Regions from separate parts of the Homo sapiens genome. Here region 2 is linked to region 1. The links are chromatin loops, found by intact Hi-C in ENCODE. Cell type or tissue: OCI-LY7. All regions are shown on one strand.

Region 1 (8,000 bases):
CTGTACTGTCCAATATGGGAACCACTAGCTCCATGAGTACTCGAAATGTGGCTAGTGTGAATAAGGAACTATGTGTTGAATTTTATTTAATTTTAATTAATTTTAATTTTCATAGCCATGTATGCTTATTGGCTATCATATTAGAGATACATTTCTAGGGCAGTGCTTCTCAAGGTTTATTGAGCATGGAAACACCTGGGGATCTTGTTAAAACACAGATTACAGTTTAGCAGATCCAAAGTGGGGCCCAAGATTCTGCAAGTCTAATAAATTCAAATGCTTGTGATGCTGAGCTTTGGACCACATTTTGAGCAGCAAGATTCTAAAACAGTTCCGCTAAAACTTTAGCATGCAAAAGAATCCCCTGGAGAGGCTATTAAAACAAATTCCGGCCAGGCATGGTGGCTCACACCTGTAATCCCAACATTTTGGGAGGCCAAGGCAGGCAGATCACAAGGTCAGGAGTTCAAGACCAACCTGGCCAAGAGACCAGCCTGGCCAGTATGGTGAAACCCCTTCCCTACTAAAAATACAAAAATTAGCCGGGCATGGTGATGGGCACCTGTAATCCCAGCTACTCGGGAGGCTGAGGCAGGAGAATGGCTTGAACCTGGGAGGCAGAGCTTGCAGTGAGCCGAAGGTCGTGTCATTGCATCCAGCCTGGGCAACAGGGCAAGACTCCACCTCAAAAAAAAAAAAAAAATTCCTGGGCCTTAGACCTCACAGATTCTGATTCAGTGGGTCTGGGGTGGGGTCCAAAAACTCGCATTTGTTACAAGCTTCTGGGTGATGCTGGAGCACTATTCCAGAAAATGGGAAAGTGATGAAAAAATAGTTTTAGTGACTCTCTAATTTTCTTTCCCAGTTGCTGCTTGCGTTGGTCCATTTGTGCCATTATAACAAAATGCCACAGACTGGGTGGTTTACAAATAACATAAATTTATTTCTTACAGTTCTGGAGGCTGGGAAGTCCACCACTATAGGTTTGGTGTTTGGTGGGGGCCCAGTCTCTGCTTCCAAGATGGTTCCTTGTTGCTGCATCCTTAGGTGGGAGGAACACTGTGTCCTCGCATGGCTGAAGGAAGGGGAGAGCAAGAAGGCAAACTCTCTCTGAAGCCCCTTTTATAAGGGCATTCATACATACATGAGGGTAGAGCCTTAAGGACTCTTAACCACAGAACCAACCCAATCAGGTTCTACTTTGTGTGATAAAATGGTGAGTTGTTTTTCAATTGCCATGGACCCCCAGGTTGCAAGTTAAATAACCTCATCATGCTCAGATGAACCAAGCATGCAACCACAGGTGGAACCTAAGTGCTCAGACCAAGGAACCAGGACTGAATTAAGAAGCAAGCACATCATGGCATGATCCATGATCCAATCAGATCAAGCCCTGGCCTCACCCCATGGCATGATCCAGTCAGATCACACCTCCCAGCCTCATCTCATGGCAAGATCTAATCATATCATGCCTTATTACCCTCTGCCTATAAAATCTGCCCCAGCTCCCAGGTTGGAGAGACAGATTTTAGCATTGCCTCCGATCTCCTTACCAGTTGACTTACAATAAGGCCTTTCTTTTCTCAAAAGCCAGTGCCACAGTATTGGCTTCTATGGGTGTCGGGCAGCAAGCCCATTGCTTGCTCTATAACAACTTAATCACTTCCCGAAAGGCTTCACCTCCTAATATCACCACAATGGAAACTAAATTTCCACATGAATTTTGCAAAGGACATCACATTCAAACTACTAGCACTACTAGCAGGCCACGGTGGCTCACACCTGTAATCCCAGCACTTTGGGAGGCCGAGGTGGGTGGATCATCTGAGGTCAGGAATTTGAGACCAGCCTAGGCAACATCGTGAAACCCCGTCTCTACTGAAAATACAAAAATAGCCAGGCATGGTGGTGCACACCTGTAATCCCAGCTACACAGGAGGCTGAGGCAAGAGAATCCCTTGAATCCGGGAGGCAGAGGTTGCAGTAAGCCGAGATCGGGCCATTGCACTCCAGCCTGGGCAACAAGAGTGAAATTCCCTCTCAAAAAAAAAAAAAAAAAACTAGTTGGGCATGGTGCTGCACACCTGTAATCCCAGTTACTCAGGAGGCTGAGGCAGAAGAATCGCTCGAACCTGGAAGGCGGAGGTTGCAGTGAGCCAAGATGGTGCCACTGCACTCCAGCCTGGGTGACAGAGCAAGACTCTGTCTTGAAGGGGAAAAAAAAAAAACTATAGCACTACTATTAACAGCTAATATTTTGTGTCCTACACAAAGGTAGTTGCCATCTCCATTTTACAGATTTACAGATAAGGAAACTGAGGCACAGGGAGGTTAATGAACTTGCCTAACATCACACTGCTCGTAAGTGCCATCCCCAGAGCTACCCTCTTCGCCAACACACTTTACACCATGAACAATGTGTGTTTTGCCAGTAGCGGCCTTGCTGTGATAAAGAAACTCCCTGAGTCCTTGAATTTAGACCTGAAAATAACTTTTTAAATCAGTCAGTCTGATTTTGATTCACAATTTTCCTAGTTTAATTTTATATTTCCTCATTTTACAAGGGAGGAAACAGATTCAAAGAAGGGACTTGCCTAACACTACACAGCTATTTCTCTTTAAGGATTGTTTGATGAACAACCTTCACATCAAATGATTGACAGCTTCTATTTCTAACATTTTCTGTCCCACCTTGTTTGAACACTATTGGAATTTCTAAAACAGTATTTTTAGCTAGCTGCTACTAGTGGAGACACATCACTCTCCCTCTACACGCACACACTGCGGAATCTTTTGTCCTTTATAGGCCCAGGTGTTTCTTTTTTGAAGCTTGGGGAGGAAAGGCATTTGCAAGGGAACAAGATGAGAGAGGAGGGAGATGGTCAGAGAAAGCTAGGACTGTGCTCCCTACCAGGCCCGACAGTCAGGATCTGTGGCCGCATGGTTAAAGGGTGAGTTCCAGACACTGAGAAACTGTTCAAGTTGAAGTCTGGCGAGAAGGAAGCTGCCAGGAGAGGGGACCGCCTTTCTTCCACCAGCAGGTACTCAGCAGCAGGGGGCGCTCCAAGATGGAGCTGAGGATCAGAGAATTAGGGCAGAGACAGGGACCGCCCTAGGTCATAGACCCGTTTGGGAGCTCAAGCGAAGTGCACCTCGGGTCATGGCGACTCCTAAAAATAACAGGTGACACGGAAGAGGGAGAGCCACCAAGATATTAATCATTTCACCTACAGCTTGTATCGTTTAAGCCACCATGATCCTCAACCTTAGTGGCACGTTAGAATTACCTGAGATTTGTAAAATTCCTACCCAGAAACATGAAATCTGGGGTTGGTGGAGTGGGGTGGTATTGAGATACTGGGAAAACCAAAGCGTTTTGCCTATCCTCCTCTATTATGCAGAATGCTTCACCTCTGGTAACTAAAATGTGTGGGGATTTCTCCCCACCACCAACTAGTCAATTCTCCAGCAGATTCTCCAGCAAGGTGTCCTCAAATTCAATTTAATTGTGACACTGTCTACCTGGAGATAGCATGAGATCCCATAGAGCGAGGACTCAGTCCCACAAGATTCTCCCCGACTTCAGATACCAATTGCAAGCCCCAGCTTGTGTCCTATGGTTCTGACCGACTAACTGTAAATCAGGGTTGCCACCATCCCCCTCCTTGGGTTTCATTAATTTGCCAGAGTGGCTCAGAGAAATCAGAGAAATCCTTTACTTACATTTACTCATTTATCATATATGATATTACAGAAAATACAGGTTGTCGACCTAAAAAAAGACTGAGGCAAAATTAATATAAAGAGTTTATTTTTCAGCCAGGCGCAGTGGCTCACGCCTGTAATCCCAGCACTTTGGGAGGTCAAGGAGGGTGAATCACCTGAGGTCAGGTGATCAAGACCATCCTGGCCAACATGGTGAAACCCTGTCTCTACTAAAAATACAAAAATTAGCTGAGTGTGGTGGTGCGTGCCTGTAATCCCAGCTACTCGGGAGGCTGAGGCAGGAGAATTGCTTGAACCCGGAAGACGGAGGTTGCAGTGAGCCGAGATCACGCCACTGCACTCCAGCCTGGGGAAAGAGCAAGACTCCATCTCAAAAAAAGTTTCTTTCTTTTCTTTCCCAAGGTGAACAGCCAGGTGGAAGAGATGCATAGGGCAAGGTATGTGGGAAGGGGCGTGGAGCTTCTGTGTTCTCTCCAGGCACCACCCTTCAAGAACTTCCATGTGTTCAGCTATCCAGAAACCCCTCCCCAAGCCCTGTCCTTTTGTGTTTTTATGCAGGATTCATTAGGTAGGCATCATTGATTACATCATTGGCCATTGGTGATCAACTTTTCAGCCCTTCTCTCTTCTCCTGGGGGGTAAGGCTGAAAGTTCCAACCTTCTAATCATGCCATGGTCTTTCCAGTGACCAAGCTGCATCCTGCCACCAGTCATCTCATTCGCATACAAAAGACACATCATTCCAGAGATTCCAAGGGTTTTAAGAGCCCTATGACAGTAAATAGAAATAAAGACCAAATATATACTTCACAGTGTCACTGGTGAGAAGCAGCGTTTTCATATTCCCCATTGAATCCAAGGTTGAGAACCAGTGGTTTAAGAAAAAAAAAAAAAAAATAGAATGAAAAAAATGTTTTCCATTCTATTGTGGTTTTTAAAATGTAACAAAAGCTACATTGAAATGAGATTAGTTGTGAGATTCAAACAAGTTATATCAGGAAATGCTTTGGAAATTATTATTAAAGGTAGTAGTTACTGTTGGTATTATTATTAGACCTAGTTTAGAGCCTCATTTCCAGCTCTAATGAACTGGAAAGTATTTACTATAGAAATTTCACCCTTGTCTTTAAAGGTGGGATGCTGTCTAGAATAGCATCAAACTCAGCTGAATGTGAAAAGATAATTGAGGTGTTTGGGGCTGTTGTATATAGATGTACCTAATTAAGTATAATCTTTCCCTTTCTGTCTCTGTCCTTTTACTTAAAAGACTAGTAAGAAAGGACGAGTTATTAGAAAGGAATGATGGAGAAAACATATCCTCTTTCTCTGCCTTCCATGTCCCTGACAATCCTCAACTTCCACTTTTGGCCTACAAATTCCTTGCCAGTTCCCACAGTGTCCTGGCTCCCACCCAAGGTCCTAAACTGGCCAAATTTGGGGCTAGTCCTTGACCAAGATCCTGTGTTCTACAAAGGGGAGATCCTTTTATCTAGCCACAGGTAGAAGAAACTGTATCAGGGAGCGCAAGTAATCTGCCCTAAGTCCCACAGTAGTTTAGAACCAGAGAAAGATGCACTTCTTCACAAACCTCTCTTAAATTCCACAGATAACTTAAGAAATAATCAAGGCAAAAATATTGGAAGAAACAAAAGAGGCCAGGTGGGAGGAGAAAGGGTAAGAATGAACTGCCTGATGCAAAATATTCTCCCACTGTGAGGCTGAGTTGCCACAGAGAGCTGAGAAGTAATAATACTGTGGACAAGGCCACACTGATGCATATCACAGAACCGGAAATTGAAGGGAATTGAAGCCTTTCATTGTGAGACATTTCATCATTTTCTCAGTAATTGCATCAGTTTTACAATTTCTTCCATCACTGACTCCCCAGTAGTCCTGGCAACTCCCGTCTGTGGTGTAGAAGTGGCAAGTAATGGTGTTTGCCTCCAGGAAATTAAAGACTCCTCTCAATAACTGTATTAGTCATCAACGCTTGCTGCTGTGATTGATCTTGTAACCACCATCAGATCTGGGCAGCGAAAGGATATGAAAATTCATAAGCAGGAAAACAACCTTATCTTCTCCTTATCCAGCTCTGTGATATAGAAGGAATATCTGCAAACTCTTTTCTGTATTTCTAATTTGCTCACCAAGGAGCATATTTTTGTCAGGCTGGGAATATGTCCAGGTACTGAAAATTATTTGTATTCATTGGAAATTGTGAATTCTGCCTAGGTTTCCCAGCATTGCTCTGTTGAATTTCCCTTTACTTAAAAGAACAAAAATGTTCTAGAATTGTATTTCAACATTTCAGGATACCCAGAAGGCAAGTAGCCACAGCACTGAAAAAAAAAAAAACAAAAAAGAAACCTGTTCTCTCTCTCTGTGGAAGGTGCCAGAAGAAATGTGTACTATGGTTTTATTATTGCTTTATATCTTGGGCAGTCCCTGGTATTAGGGGCTAGGAAAGATGCTGGGTAAATTATTCCATAAGCACAGTGCTTCACACTGAGCCACTCAACAAAGTCCAGTCTAGAGTGAAAAAAAATCTAAAGGCAAGAATCTCAATGAATAAGCAATGTTTCCTGGGTTTTTTAATCCAGTGGCCCTAAGATCTCTGAAACCTGTCAAATTGCACCTATTGCTTTCCTGAGAATATGGTAATCAAATTCTAAATGCACATACATACTCTTTAATCCAGAAATTCCAGTGCTAGGCATTTATCCTACAGGTATACTTTACATAGAAGAAATACTTTTTACAAAGCTGTTCATTACAGTGCTATTTGTGATTGCAAAAAAATTGTAAATAGCTTGAAAAGGCATCAGTAGGGACAAGTTAAAAAAAAAAAAAAGAGTGTGGTTCCAAAACTTAGCTGGGCATGGTGGTGGGCACCTGTAATCCCAGCTACCTAGGAGGCTAAGGCAGGAGAATCGCTCAAAACCGGGAGGCAAAGCTTGCAGTGAGCCGAGATGGCGCCAAATGCACTCCAGCCTGGGCGACAAGAGCGAAGCTCTGTCTCAAACAAAAGAAAAGAAAAGAAAAGAAAAGAAAAAAGTATGGTTTATCCACACAATGGAATGCTAAGTAGCAGGTAAAAAGAATAAAGTAGCATTCACACACTAAAATGAAAAAACTCCCAAGATATATTAACTGAGTAAATGGGAGTTATTCAGCAGTGGATATACGGTGCTACCATTTGCGTAAAGAACAGAAACACATATATGTGTGTAAATGCATGGGATATCTAAGGAAAGATATGCAAGAAATAGTGCCTCAACACACACTAATGCAGTAAGAATGGGAACTAATACACATAGTGCTTACTCCTCATGTTCTAAGCACATTACATATTTAAACTAATTCAGTACACTCCTTTTAAACTGACAGATATTCACATACCTGTCTTACTTCACTGGAATATCAGCTCCTTGAGTGCATAAACATGGCATAAGCCTTTTTATATGCTACACAGGCCAGGTGTTGTGGCTCACACCTAAAATCCCAGCACTTTGGGAAGCCAAGGCAGAAGGATCACTTGAGGCCAAGAGTTTGAGACCAGCCTGGGCAATACAGCAAGACCCCATCTCTACAAAATATGTGTATTGTGTATGATACATATGTGTGTGTGTGTGTGTGTGTGTGTGTGTATCCTACACAAATGCTAGTATATTTATCACATAATATTCTCAGGAAGTATGTGTCTCATTCAGTCAGTATCAAATATAAGAGAAAATATCTTCATTTAGAGCTGCTGATCTTAGAGGTTAATAATCATTAAGTAGAAATATATTTTCATAATGAGTTTGCCGTAGCATGAAGTTGAGCCACAATGCAAAAATAAGTGGCATTGAAAGTGCGCTATTCTATATATGTACACCCAATTATAGTTGTGCTGGACACACCAGGGAACTGAACTGAATTATTGAAGAAACGTCCTGTTTTCTTCTTACTTTCCATTCAAAAGACTGCATTATCACAGCACAGTCCCCTCCCTTTTTATACTTTGAGTTCAGGGGAGTATTTTTAAGTGTTTAAGTTTAAAAGGTCTGCTACTAAGTTAAATGGGATCAAGTATATAAAGTGCTTAGTACAAGCCTGCCCCACCATAAACCTCCTTTAAAGTGGAGCAATGTCTCTTTTTCATGTTGGAGGCTTCAGGCATTATGGAAGAGAAAAGTAAACAAGAGCTGGTGCTCAATCTTGTCGACAATTGGGAAATGAGTCTGTAACAAAAATAGAGTGGAACGTGGGAGTGAAGTGTTTTTGCCTTTGAC
Region 2 (8,000 bases), 94 kb after region 1:
CCACCACACCTGGCTAATTTTTAGTAGAGACAGGGTTTCACAATATTGGCCAGGCTGGTCTCAAACTGTTGACCTCCTGCCTCAGCCTCCCAAAGTGCTGGGATTACAGGTGTGAGCCACCACTCCCGGTCATGTTTTAATGTTATTTTATTTTATTTTTGAGACGGAGTCTCACTCTGTCACCTAGGCTGGAGTGCAGTGGCGCAATCTCGGCTCACTGCAACCTCCACCTCCCAGGTCCAAGTGATTCTCGTTCCTCAGCCTCCCGAGTAGCTGAGATTACAGACGTGCACCACCATGCCTGGCTAATTATCGTATATTTTTAGTAGAGATGGGGTTTCACCATTTTGGCCAGGCTGGTTTCGAACTCCTGACGTCAAGTGATCTGCCCACATTGGCCTCCCAAAGTACTAGCATTACAGGCATGACTGACCGCACCCGGATGTTACTTTATTTATTTTTTTTGAGATGGAGTCTCACTCTGTCGCCCAGGCTGGAGTGCAGTGCGTGATCTTGGCTCACTGCAAGCTCTGCCTCCTGGGTTTCCGCCATTCTTCTGCCTCAGCCTCCCGAGTAACTGGGACTACAGGCGCCCACCACCACGCCTGGCTAATTTTTTTGTATTTTTAGTGGAGACGGGGTTTCACCATGTTAGCCAGGATGGTCTCAATCTCCTGACCTCATGATCTGCCCGCCTCAGCCTCCCAAAGTGCTGGGATTACAGGCGTGAGCCACTGCGCCCAGCCGTATTTTATTTTTTTGAGTTAGGGTCTTGCTGTGTTGCCCAGGTTGGAGTGCAGTGGCTAGACCGTGGCTCACTGCAGCCTCGACCTTCAGGCTCAAACAGTCCTCCTGCCTCAGCCTCCCAAGTAGCTCGGACTACAGGCGCAAAGCAGGATGCTGGACTAATTTTTAAAGGTTTTGGAGAGATGAGGTCTCACTGTGTGGCCCAGGCTGATCTCAAATTCTTGGTCTCAAGCCATCCTTCCACCTCAGCTTCCTAAAGTGCTGGGATTATAGGTATGAGCCATTGTACTTGGCTAGGACATTTTTTCACTACGTATCCCTGACTACTAATAGGTTTGAGCATATTTTAAATTTTTATATTGTCAAATATTTTTATCATTTAAAAAATGGCTCCTGCCTTGCTAAAAAGTTCTTTCTTGATCCAAAGTTATAAATATTCTAAAATGTCATATTTTTATTTTTGTATTTTTTCATTTAGATCTTCAATCCATCTGGAATTTTTAATTTTTTATATTTTTGAGATGAAGTTTTGCTCTTGTTGCCCTGGCTGGAGTGCAATGGTGCAATCTCGGCTCACTGCAATCTCCGCCTCCCAGGTTCAAGCAATTCTCCTCCCTCAGCCTCCCAAGTAGTTGGGATTACAGGAATGTGCCACCACACCTGGCTAATTTATTTTTTAGTAGAGTCAGTAGTAGTTTGTCCATGTTGGCCAGGCTGGTCTTGAACTCCCGACTTCAGGTGATCTGCCCCCCCTCAGCCTCCCAAAGTGCTGGGATTACAGGAGTGAGCCACCGCGCCTGGCTGGAATTTATTTTCGTATATTGTGTGAAGTAGGGATTTCCATTTGTGTTTTTCAGTTTTGACAATAACATTTTATTAGTACAAAAGAGTTGATACTAACTCCCTTACTAATTGTAGTCACATGAGACTGATATCAGAGCTATTAGGCCAATTTATTTTTTTATTTATTCATTTTTTATTTATTCTTATTTTTATTTTTTTTGCGATGGAGTCTCACTCTGTCGCCCAGGCCAGAGTGCAGTGGCGCGATCCCGGCTCACTGCAAGCTCCGCCTCCTGGGTTCACGCCATTCTCCTGCCTCAACCTCCCGAGTAGCTGGGACTACAGGCGCCCGCCACCACACCCGGCTAATTTTTTGTATTTTTAGTAGACACGGGGTTTCACCGTGTTAGCCAGGATGGTCTTGATCTCCTGACCTCGTGATCCACCCGCCTCGACCTCCCAAAGTGCTGGGATTACAGGCGTCAGCCACCGTGCTTGGCAGGCCAATTTATTAACTTAGGAGAATAGAACTACTAAGTCAGCCAGAATATTAATGTTCTTTTTTTTTTTTTTTTTTTTTTGAGACAGAGTTTCACTCTTGTTGCCCAGGCTGGAGTGCAATGGCACTGTCTCAGGTCACTGCAACCTCCACCTCCTGAGTTCAAGCGATTCTCCCGTCTCAGCCTCCCGAGTAGCTGGGATTACAGGCGCATGCCACCACTCTGGGCTAATTTTTGTATTTTTAGTGGAGACGGGGTTACATCATACTGGTCAGGCTGGTCTCGAACTCCTGACATCAGGTGATCCGCCCGCCTTGGCCTCCCAAAGTGCTGGGATTTATAGGCGTGAGCCACAGCGCCTAGCCTTAATGTTAGTTCTTAACCAGTGGTAGACCAGAAGTCTAATTGGGATTTTTTGTTTTTGTGTTTGTTGTAATACAATTTCTGTTTCTCATTTATCCTACCTGAAAAGCATACTGCATCTCTGACCTCTCAGCATACTAACAATAATATTGATCACATAGCATTTCTTGTAGTTCATAAACTTCACGTGTCAATAATATACTATAAATATAAATGAATTAATGAACAACAGGATGCTCATAAGCTTACAGACATCTTTTTCTCAAAAAAGCTGGGAATTTTGTTTCTGTTTTATTGGGATACTGACTCTCAACATTTCATATATTGCATTCCACCAACGTAGCTGAGAGTCAATTTATGAAATATTTTGTAGTGTAAGACAGAAAGTGGGGAGGACCAAGTATGTCAACCACTAGGAGTGTGGTGCCTAGTCAGGAATTGGGAGGAGTGTAGCAAGAAAGGAAGGACAACAGGATTTGGTCATTGATTGGTCAGATGGATTTCAGAGGGATTGGTATGAAGGAACGCTTCAAAGATTTTTTTTTTAATTTAAGTTCCAGGATACAGGTGCAGAATGTGTAGGTTTGTTACATACTTATAGGTGAGCCATGGTGGTTTGCTGCACCAATCAACCCCTCATCTAGGTTTTATTTATATTTTTTTTTGAGACGGAGTTTCGCTCTTGCTGCCCAGGCTGGTGTGCAATGGTGCGATCTCGGCTCACCGCAACCTCTGCCTGCTGGGTTCAAGCGATTCTCCTGCCTCAGCCTTCTGAGTAGCTGGGATTACAGGCATGTGCCACCACGCCCGGCTAATTTTGTATTTTTAGTAGAGACGGGGTTTCTCCATGTTGGTCAGGCTGGTCTCGAACTTCCGACTTCAGGTGATCTGTCCGCCTCGGCCTCCCAAAGTGCTGGGATTACAGGCAGCAGCCACCGCGCCCAGCCAGGTTTTAAGTCCCGCATGCATTAGCTATTTGTCCTAATGCTCTCCCTCCCCTTGACCCCCACGCAACCAAAGATGGTTTTAAGGCTTCTAGGACTGGAGATGATTACTTTCAGAAATGAATAGTGGTGACCAGATGAAATAAGACTTTTGGATGTAGATAGGACCTTAGCGATATATTTCCAGCTTTTTATTTTTTATTTTAAGGATGAAGAAACAGCTTTAAGTTGGTTGCCTAAAGTCACGCAGGTAATTGATGCAGTATGGCCAGAACCCATACTAGGCTTAAGGGACAGTGTACCATAAACTCGTAGAGGTCCTTTAAACAGATAGAAACGCTGTGCTCCAGGCAGATGCCATAACAAACACTGGCTCTAGATCTACCATGGGTTATATGGGTCCTTAGTTAAGATTAGATATGGAGTCACAGTGTGCCAGAATTTCAGGGAGAGAGGAAAGTGGAAGGGCTTTCCACTAAGCCTTTTGAACTACTAGGTACCCCTCGTTTTACATCTGGTTATCTCATTTAAATCTATGACGTTTTAAAATACTTATTACCATTTAAGACATGAGAAAAATTAAGTTTAGAAACGGCTAGATAGCTCACGCTAGAAAGGAAGGACTCCAAATTTTAACCAAGGGCAGATGTGCATGGAGGCCAAGTCATTTCCTTCCCATGCTCTCATACTGACCCAACAAACCCATTCTGCACGTGAGAAAACTGAGGCCCGGAGGAGGGAATTCACACACGTTTGAAGCCAAGCTGGGGCCAGAAAGTAGATCGGCTGATCTCCAAACCTCCACGTCAAAGGTCTTCCCAGGAGGACATATGCCTTCAAGGATTTTACAATGTATACCACCCTACAAGTGATGGGAGAGAGGGGAAAAAAGCAACCGACTAAGGAGAAAAGCAAGGAGCAGAAAAAGGAGCAAAAGAGGAGCTGTCAGAACGGTGTGAGGAGAGTGGGAAAGGAGCCGCCTCCTTTTGCCTCTCTTCCTACTTATTAACAAAACAGAACGACTATCCAACGTATTTCAGGGAGCTAAGTCTTAGCCAGCTTCAGCTGTGTTTTAACCCTTAGCTAAATATAGACAAGGCTAAGGCAGGCCAGGTGTACACTTCAGGAAGACGTGGAAATTCCCAGGGCGGACCAAAACTTGAGCTGTTCCGGCGGTAGTGATTTGAGGTCAGTTTGAAAGAGAAGTTGAGAAAGCGGCCGAGGGGCGAATTTGGCTGCACTACACGCTCGCCACAAAGAGGAAGGGCCGCCGGCCGCCGGGGCCGAGTGCGCTTCCAGCCCAGGCGGAGCGGTAGACGCAACAGCCTCCGCCCGCCACGTGACCCGTAGTGTTGTGGTCTGGCCCGCGTGGGTGGCGGGAGCGCCGAGAGGGCGGGGGCGGCGATGGGGCGGGTCACGTGATGGGGTTTAAATCTCCCGCAGCCGGAGCCGCGGGGGCGCCAGTGCCGCGCGTCGAGCGGGAGCAGAGGAGGCGAGGGAGGAGGGCCAGAGAGGCAGTTGGAAGATGGCGGACGAGGCGGCCCTCGCCCTTCAGCCCGGCGGCTCCCCCTCGGCGGCGGGGGCCGACAGGGAGGCCGCGTCGTCCCCCGCCGGGGAGCCGCTCCGCAAGAGGCCGCGGAGAGATGGTCCCGGCCTCGAGCGGAGCCCGGGCGAGCCCGGTGGGGCGGCCCCAGAGCGTGAGGTGCCGGCGGCGGCCAGGGGCTGCCCGGGTGCGGCGGCGGCGGCGCTGTGGCGGGAGGCGGAGGCAGAGGCGGCGGCGGCAGGCGGGGAGCAAGAGGCCCAGGCGACTGCGGCGGCTGGGGAAGGAGACAATGGGCCGGGCCTGCAGGGCCCATCTCGGGAGCCACCGCTGGCCGACAACTTGTACGACGAAGACGACGACGACGAGGGCGAGGAGGAGGAAGAGGCGGCGGCGGCGGCGATTGGGTACCGAGGTGCGCAGGGTGCGGGCGGCCGGAACTGCGCATCTCCTCCTCCCTCTCCCCGGGCTCCTACTGGCCTGAGGTTGAGGGCGGCTGGGGGCTCGGGGCAGGCTCCGCGGCGTTCCCCTCCCCACCCCGGCCCTCCGTTCAGCCGCGCTCCTCCGGGGCTGCGGTTCCTACTGCGCGAGCTGCCAGTGGATTCGCTCTTTTCCTCCGTCCGTGGCCCGCCTGGGCGGCCTTGTTCTTTCCGCAGCAGCCAGGTCGGGAGACTCTCGCAGTCGCTTTAAAATAAGTTTCTCTCCCCCTCTTACTCTTTTAGCATATTGCTTTTGTTAGAGCTTTTTTTTTCTTTTTCTTTATTTTTTATTTTCATTGCTTTTCTCCTCTACCCCCCAGCACACTTAAGTCTGCAACTTTTTGGCTGTCCCGTTGGTCTGCGTTTTCAATTGCTTTTTGCAAACTTGACACCTGTGCAGTTTGCTTTTTTTGGTCTATATTTTTATGACTGAAATTACAATTTTTGAAAGAGGAAAGCTGTTTCTATAGTCACAGCTTGCAAAATTTAAAGAACGTGGCTGTTCCTGAAGACATTACCATTCTGTAATGCAGTTAGGAGTGGGTATGGGAGAGAGAGTACTTTTAGAGCTGTTCATATTACTTTTATTCTAATCTTGCTCTTGTGCGGTAATGGTGTTTGGGCTAAACATGCTTTTTTTGTATGTATGTAGTATTGAGACACAAACTTAACACTTCTAGCATAATGAAGCAGATATGTTGCAGTTGTCATGTTCTTGAAGGTTTCTTTTTTTTTTTTTTTTTTTTTTTGAGACGGAGTCTCGCTCTGTCGCTAGGCTGGAGTGCAGTGGCGCGATCTCGGCTCAGTGCAACCTCCGCCTCCCGCGTTCAACCGATTCTCCTTCAGCCTGCCGAGTAGCTGGGACTACAGACACCCGCCACCACGCCCAGCTAATTTTTGTGTTTTTAGCAGAGACGGGGTTTCACCATGTTGGCCAGGATGGTCTTGATTTCTTGACTTCGTGATCCGTCCGCCTCGGCCGCCCAAAGTGCTGGGATTACAGGCGTGAGCCACCGCGCCCGGTCAGGTTTCTTATTTTTGATCTGAGGAGTTTCTATCCTTGATAGGTGTTCATCTTTATCAATATTTGGGTCAGGCCGGGCGCGGTGGCTCTTTCGTGTAATCCTAGCACTTTGGGAGGCCAAAGCGGGAGGATCTCTTGAGCCTAGGAGTTTCAGGCCAGCCTGGGCAACATAGCGAGACCTCCTCTCTACTAAAAGTAAAAAAAGCGGGACGTGGTGTCGCACACCTTTAGTCCCAGGTACTAGAGTTCGAGGTTGCAGTGAGCTGTGATCCTGCCACTGCACTCCAGGGTGGGCAACAGAGTGAGACCCCGTCTCAAAAAAAAAAAAAAAAAAAAGTAATATGTGTTTTTAGGGACTGATTTAGTAAAGAGACCCTGATTTCAAGCAACACAGTTGAGTACTAATTTATTATTTACCTAATAATAATTGTGTTATTAATACTGTTTATTTAATAGAGGAAACAATGCAGAGGTACTTGTAGTATTGTGTAAGTTTAACGTGCGCATTGCCAAGGTTATATTTGAATGACGTTTTTATGTAAATGTCCATTTATTACACGTTTCACGAACGCTATTGTTTGTGATTGTATGATACATTCTAGCTAGATTATTATCTTTTCTTTTTTTTTTTCCTTTTCTTTTTTTTTAAAAGGTGGAGTTTCGCTCTTGTTACCCAAGCTGGAGTGCAATGGCGTGATCTCGGCTCACCGCAACCTCCGCTTCCCGGGTTCAAGCCATTCTCGTGCCTCAGCCTCCTGAGTAGTTGGGATTACAGGCATGCGCCACCATGCCCGGCTAATTTTTGTATTATTAGTAGAGACGAGATTTCTCCATGTTGGTCAGGCTGGTCTCGAATTCTCAACCTCAGGTGATCCGCCTGCCTCGGCCTCCCAAAGCTCTGGAATTAGAGGCGTGAGCCACCGCTCCCGGCTATCTTTTCTGTTTTTTAAGTAGACTTAATTTATTTTTAGATTTTGGCTGAAACTGAGTGAGCAGAATTCCTAAAGATGAAGAAACTGTTCCAATGAACAGTGCAAGCTGACCCCATAGGCATGCTTTACACACGCCGTGTAAATGTTAAATGCTGTACTCGATGAAAATGATTGCTCTATAACCGTTCATACATTTTAGGTGCATGTTGTTTTGATAGCCTTGACTGACTTGGTTTCTTTTGCAGATAACCTTCTGTTCGGTGATGAAATTATCACTAATGGTTTTCATTCCTGTGAAAGTGATGAGGAGGATAGAGCCTCACATGCAAGCTCTAGTGACTGGACTCCAAGGCCACGGATAGGTATGGCTCAGAGCTGTTAATTTTAGAGAGTAAATGTACGGTTTTTGGTTTGTTTGTTTTGAGACAGAGTTTCGCTCTTGTTGCGGAGGCTGGAGTGCAATGGCGCGATCTCGGCTCACCGTACCCTCCGCCTTCCAGGTTCAAGCGATTCTCCTGCCTCAGCCTCCCCAGCAGCTGGGATTACATGCATATGCCACTACGCCCGGCTAATTTTGAATTTTTAGTAGAGACGGGGTTTCTCCATGTTGGTCAGGCTGGTCTTGAACTCCCGACCTCAGGTGATCCGTCCGCCTGGGCCTCCCAAAGTGCTGGGATTACAGGCATGT

The links. Peaks named below come from ENCODE experiments on the same cell type or tissue, not always from the same donor. Only the 100,000 strongest peaks of a DNase experiment are listed, where the experiment ranks them.
Region 2: a loop joins it to region 1, with 7 times the contacts of the local background. A loop is called at or near these places in 4 of 110 quality-filtered maps.

Annotation. Positions count from the first base shown.
Region 1 is chr10:67,785,571-67,793,570 of GRCh38, forward strand. No RefSeq gene overlaps it. Among named protein-coding and RNA genes, the nearest start is that of TRS-TGA1-1, 25 kb to the left of the region's middle. In OCI-LY7, CTCF peaks have their summits at 3,054 (motif pointing right) and 3,256; DNase peaks (open chromatin) are centred at 3,081 and 5,541; H3K4me3 peaks cover 547 bases.
Region 2 is chr10:67,879,860-67,887,859 of GRCh38, forward strand. It overlaps SIRT1 (sirtuin 1), which reads left to right and starts at 4,797. Exons shown (of 9, transcript NM_012238.5): 1 at 4,797-5,292; 2 at 7,558-7,674. The coding sequence starts at 4,863. RefSeq lists promoters at 2,477-4,862, 3,833-4,864, 4,652-4,863, 4,690-4,865, enhancers at 4,313-4,372, 4,393-4,552 and silencers at 4,633-5,172, 4,673-4,857, 5,292-5,586, 5,383-5,502. In OCI-LY7, CTCF peaks have their summits at 4,842 and 5,071; DNase peaks (open chromatin) are centred at 4,722, 5,282 and 6,182; H3K4me3 peaks cover 3,334 bases; H3K27ac peaks cover 2,654 bases.